Linked DNA regions of Homo sapiens: region 2 is linked to region 1. Evidence: chromatin loops called from intact Hi-C (ENCODE). Cell type or tissue: endothelial cell of umbilical vein. All regions are shown on one strand. Links, peaks and the distances in the headings refer to the core of each region. The heading gives the core; the rest is flanking DNA. Region 1 has its middle 46 kb from the start of ZNF519. Region 2 overlaps LDLRAD4 (low density lipoprotein receptor class A domain containing 4).

What was found. A loop is a pair of places that touch in the nucleus more often than their neighbours do. Peaks named below come from ENCODE experiments on the same cell type or tissue, not always from the same donor. Only the 100,000 strongest peaks of a DNase experiment are listed, where the experiment ranks them.
Region 2: a loop joins it to region 1, with 6 times the contacts of the local background. A loop is called at or near these places in 6 of 110 quality-filtered maps.

What each region holds. Positions count from the first base shown.
Region 1 is chr18:14,085,519-14,088,332 of GRCh38, forward strand. It overlaps a transcript of ZNF519 not described here. Among named protein-coding and RNA genes, the nearest start is that of ZNF519, 46 kb to the right of the region's middle. In endothelial cell of umbilical vein, for the core only: a CTCF peak has its summit at 1,281 (motif pointing left); no DNase peak of the experiment used is centred there.
Region 2 is chr18:13,556,482-13,559,295 of GRCh38, forward strand. The region is part of intron 4 of LDLRAD4 (low density lipoprotein receptor class A domain containing 4); the gene reads left to right. Among named protein-coding and RNA genes, the nearest start is that of MIR4526, 53 kb to the right of the region's middle. RefSeq lists an enhancer at 1,941-2,040. In endothelial cell of umbilical vein, for the core only: a CTCF peak has its summit at 1,780 (motif pointing right); no DNase peak of the experiment used is centred there; H3K27me3 peaks cover 134 bases.

The DNA.
Region 1 (2,814 bases), core at 232-2,731:
AACTATCCAAGCACAAAAGCACCTTTACAAGTGCTAAGGAATCCAATAGAGCACCTGTTTTTAGCACAATAAGAAAAGAGGCATTGAAGAAGGTAGGAAGGACAGAGTCTCACTGCTCACCTCAGCGCTTCCCCAACTCCAGGCAGTGCAGCACAGAAACACAACCCACAGGAGGGAAGGTGAGTGATGTGACTGAAGGACTTTGACTTGGATCCCAGTGTTGGGCCCAGCACAGTAAAACACAGGGCCAGGGAGAACCCCACAGCCACTGACCCCAGGCCAAAACCCATGGACAAAGTCTCTGGAATCACCCCAGCACTTGGTGGAAAACTGCAGCCCCAATAGGACAGTCTCATGTTCTGACCTGCACCACCTCTGGCCTTCGATAGTGGCATCAGGCCACGAGCAAACCTCAGCAGTAGTCAGGGCGTATCAGCATGGGCCTGGGACACACTCCAGGGTTGTGCTGGCCCCAGTTTCCATTGGCTTTGGCCCGATCCAGCTAAGCATGAGTCTTGGTGGCCAAGGGACTGCCCTCACCATCCCTCTCTAAACCCTGGGCAGCACAGTGCAAAGAGTGACTCCACCCACTGGAGGGAAGGAAAGGAAAGAAACTAAGCACAGGGCTTTGCCTGGCAATGCAGTGCTGGCATACCATCGTGAAACCCAACACTGGGGAAGACTCAGTGGCCCCTGACCCAGGCTGGTCCCTGTGGACAGAGCCACTGGACTTGTCACAGTGCCAGGTGGAGACCAGCAGCCCTGGTGGCACAGTCTCATGTCCCAGCCCACATCACCACTGACTCTCTGCAGCAGCCTAGAGCCATGAATAAATCTCAGGGGCCGGAAAGCTGTAGCCGTGGAACTTGAGGATCCCCCTGCGCTGCGCTGGCCTCAGTGGCTTTGGGCATGATGTAGCATCATAGCAGCTGTGGTGGCCACAGGACTCCCTGTCTCATCCATGCCCCACTACAAGCAGCACAGCATGGAGACTGCTTCAGGGAAGCAAAGGAAAGCAGGCACATGTGGCCTTGCAGCCCAGTGCTGAGCTCACTACAGAGATCCAGCCCTGGGCACAGCCCTGCAGTGCTTGACCCCAACCTGGGGACCGTAAACAGAACCCCTGGAGCTGTTCCGGCCCCAGGCAGAAACGTGCAAACCCAGTGGGATGAAATACACTCTGTAAGCCCCGCTCTAGTCCTTCCAGGCCAGAACGACAAAGCAACTTTGGATATGTGGCAAATCCAGGCTTAGAGCGCCCTCTAATGCTAAAAAAGCAGCAGTGACCACAGTTGAAAAATGTAATGAACCAAATAAAAAATACCAGCAGAATCAATCAATCAAACAGAAAAAAGAATCAATGAGCTCAAAGACAGGCTTTTTGAAAAGATATCAAATCAGACAAGGACATAACAACAACAACAAAATTACAGGACTATTTCCCTGAAGAATATAGATGCAAAAATCCTCACAAAATACTAGCCAACTAAATCCCATTGCACATCGTGAAGATTATTCACCAAGATCAAGTAGAATTCATCCCAGAAATATAAAGATGGTTCAACATATGCAAATCAATAAAGGTGATACATCAGATTAATGGAACGAAGGACAAAAACCATACGCTCATCTCATTAGATAAAAACTGTCAACAGATTGGGTATAGAAGAAATATACCTCAATATAATAAAGGCCATATATAACAGAACCATCATACTGAATGGGAAAAGCTGGATGTTTTCTCTCTAAGATCTGACACAAGATAAGGATGCTTATGTTTACCATTTTTATTCAATGTAGTACTGAAAGTCCTAGCCAGACCAATCAGGTAAGAAAAAGAAATAAAAGGCACAGCTGCATAGCTACTTTTGTGTTAATATATTATTTTTATTAGAAAATATATTTTGGTGAATGTGAAAATTTTATAAAAGTGAGCTCCTATCAGTGTACACTCTAAAAACCATGCTTCATTCCATCTTACCTGAACTGTAACCCACTGTTTATGGGACTTGGGTGACAAAATCCCAAGTCTTCAATATCAGCCAGATAACACAGGCAGAACTTCCTCAAATAAAACTCTTAGGAGCTACTGATGTTGCCATGATTAAAGGAGAAGAAAGGGATGGGTCATTTGTTTTCTCATTTGCAACATGATCATAAAAAATGTGTGCGTCCTTGTGTTGGATGTTTAAATCGTATCATTTATGTACATCACTTACTGATGTGCTTACATTTGAAAACATAAAAAGAGCATAGCTTGGTTTGTCATTATCATATAGGTCAACAATACCATCATTGTCATCACCATCATTATATTTTGTACATTAAAGTAAAAATGGACAAAAAGGATCTGGGAGGTGAGATTGACCATGCATTGTGTGAACAGATTATGGATGTGAGTACACTGGACAACATGCCCCACCTTGTAGCAAAATTCTGTCTGGAAAACAAGGAATGGAACTATGTAGAGAGAGCTGGCACACTCAGAGAAAGCAAGATCATCACCAATTAGATGTCAGTGCTATTTACAGAGATATTGAAACCTATGGACTCCAGGAGGATAGAGAAACTTCAGGAACATTTGGGTAATGGGTGGCTGCTATTACTTAACACCTATGTGACAATTATCCCGTTTTAGCAAATGGAAAGTACAGCTTAGGATGCTTGTTTGCCTCTAGCATGTTTATAGTATCAAGACATTTGAATCTTTTTTCAGGAAAATCAGAAGAGAAAGTCTTGTTCCAAAGTAAAGAATTAGAAAAACTCGGAGTAGCTTCATCACATATAAAAAGCTGCCTTGACTGCGAAACCCAA
Region 2 (2,814 bases), core at 242-2,741, 530 kb before region 1:
GTGCTTGGCTATGCCCGAATCCAGAGAGGCTTTTATAAAGAAAAATCATGAGCCCAGATCAAATAACCACATAGACCAAGGAGAGAGAAATAACTTCTGCCTTAGAGAACAAGGAAAGCTTCACAGAACAGGGAGTACTTAAGCCTGGTCTTTTGAGGATGATGTATTTGAGGGAAAGGGAGTGTCCATGGGTAAACAAAGACTTGCTAATGGGATACACGGGAATATGTTTGGAAAAGGCCATGATGGGGAGTGGTTGTCACTGGTTGTCCTTGTCCTTGTGCATCATATCAAGGGTATGTAGTTTAAACGTGATTTATAACTGCTGATGGTGACCTTGATCACCTGACTGAGGTGTATTAGGTTTCCTCACTGTCAAGTTGCTCTTTTCCCCCGTCTAAAGAGAACCACCCTTTAAAGGGTGATTAATGCTTTATAAAGGGTGATTAATAGATATTAGCAATGCATGGTGATGAAAACCAAGCTTGGACGTTACAGCACTTTCATCTGGCTTAAGGAGATAATAAGCACGGCCAGGCTCAGTGGCACACACCTGTAATCCCAACACTTTGGGATGCCAAGGCAGGAGGATCACTTGAGCCCAGGAGTTTGAGACCAGCCTAGCCAACACCGCAAACCCTATCTTTACAAAATTAAAAAAAAAAAATTAGTCAGGCATCATGGCACATGCCCATAGTCCTAGCTGCCCAGGAGGCTGAGCCAGGAGGATCACTTGAGCCCAGGAGTTCAAGCTTACAGTGAGCTATGATCACAACACTGTGCTCCAGCCTGGGTGACAGAGTGAGATCCTGTCTCAAAAGAAAATAAGCAAAAAACTAGACTTTGTCTTCACTTTGAACATGATCCTAACCTAAACTTGACCTTCTCAAACACTAGTGCCTAAGGATGGTTTCTTTAGACAAAGCCTTTTTTTTTTGAGATTGAGTCTCGCTCTTTCGCCCAAGCTGGGGCGCAGTGATGCGGTCTTGGCTCACTGCAAGCTCCGCCTCCCAGGTTCACGCCATTCTCCTGCCTCAGCCTCCCAAGTAGCTGGGACTACAGGCATGCGCTACCACACCCGGCTAATTTTTTATATTTTTAGTAGAGATGGGGTTTCACCGTGTTAGCCAGAATGGTCTCGATCTCCTGACCTCATGATCTGCCTACCTTGGCCTCCCAAAGTACTGTGATTACAGGCGTGAGCCACCACAGCCGGCCTAGACAAAGCTTTTTATAGGGAGACGAGAAATTGTTAAGAAGTGAGCTAAGAATTGTAAAACACTTAGTATGTGGCATTGTAATATATGTGTTATTGTCTGTTGTTACCATCATGATCATCACCATCATCACGTGCATTGAGTAGCTGAAGAACCTCGATACCAGACACCAGTATGTCCAAATTCTTGATGCCCAATCTCATTATTTTCACTTTGAATTTGAATTAGAAGTAAGTTGTTAAACAGGAACAAAATCTAATCATTTTTTCAAGGTACAAAAAAATTCCACATATTGAAATATAATGAATGGTTTTGCAAACTTTGATTGGCACTTTAAAAGGTGTTGGAGTAGGGCGCTCTGGGAAACTGCCTATTGATTGCACTGTTGTCAGTTTCTAAGCAACCATTGCCAAATTTATCTTCATGTCACACAACTTGTGTGTTTATCCAAGCTGGTTGAAATTCTTACCCTTGTGCAAAAATAGACCAGGGTGAATATTGAGTGGGACTGTATCGGAGGAGTGGGCTGCATTCCTCCATAGTTCCCAGTAGGTGTCACTCTGGCAGAAGAAAACAAGACATGATGGGTTCTGAAGACACATCCCTGGGGATCCGCCCAGGCCACAGGGGCATGCAGAAGCACCACTTGCCTACCTCAGTTCCCCTATTCGTACCCGACTTCTCTGGCCAGCAGGGGCAGGTTGCCCAGGCCACGTGGTGAAGAGCATTCCTGGAAAACATTGTTCTAGACCCACCTGGCTACAGACATCCCAGCTTACTCATAAAGCATTAAAGCAGTAATAGAGGAAGAGCTATATCTATGTAGCTGTAACCCGAAGAATTGGCAGCACTTGCTGGGATATGGGTAGCAAATTTTTATTCCTAGTAGGATCGGCACATGTATGGCTCAGTCGTAAATGTTTATCAGCTAGCTGAACGAGTCCCACGAGGACTTCATGTGTTTCTGGGTAATCTTCCATAGGAGTTACTGTTTACTCAGAAATGCAAAATAATTTTGCTATTAGCCAGTGTAACTAAGAAAAATTTTAAAAAGTATGAAAAATATAAAACAGTAAGAAAAATATAAAATATGAACACCCAAAGAGAACCTCTGCCACCATTGCTTTCTGTTAATAGGTGATCAACAGTAAGCATTACATAACCTTGAATTCTCCCACCCAGCCCTCCCCCTGCCCCTCTACAAGAGCAAGTCATCGGGGGCCACCCTGTGCACTAGGGCAATCACAGAAGTGGGAAGCACACCAGCTCCCCAGCTAATGCGACTCGCAGGCACTGAAGTACTGTTACTGTCACTAGACGTGCCACCGGCAGCACCCCAGAATGTAGTACCCCACTGGCTGCAAGACCAGCATTAGATAAAAGTAAGCAGGGAGTCTCGATGGATCACCACTGATCTTTGGTATCTGTAAAGGTGTCACTGTCTCTTTAAGGAAAGAGGGAGTCCCTACTTTCATTTTTCCTCAATAAATAATTTTTGACTGATTAGTGACAAAGGGACACTTTAGTGGGTGATCAGCACAGCATCTGCATGGCTGCTTCCTTGTGGGGTTTCTGAAGCTGCTTCTGTGACTCAGCC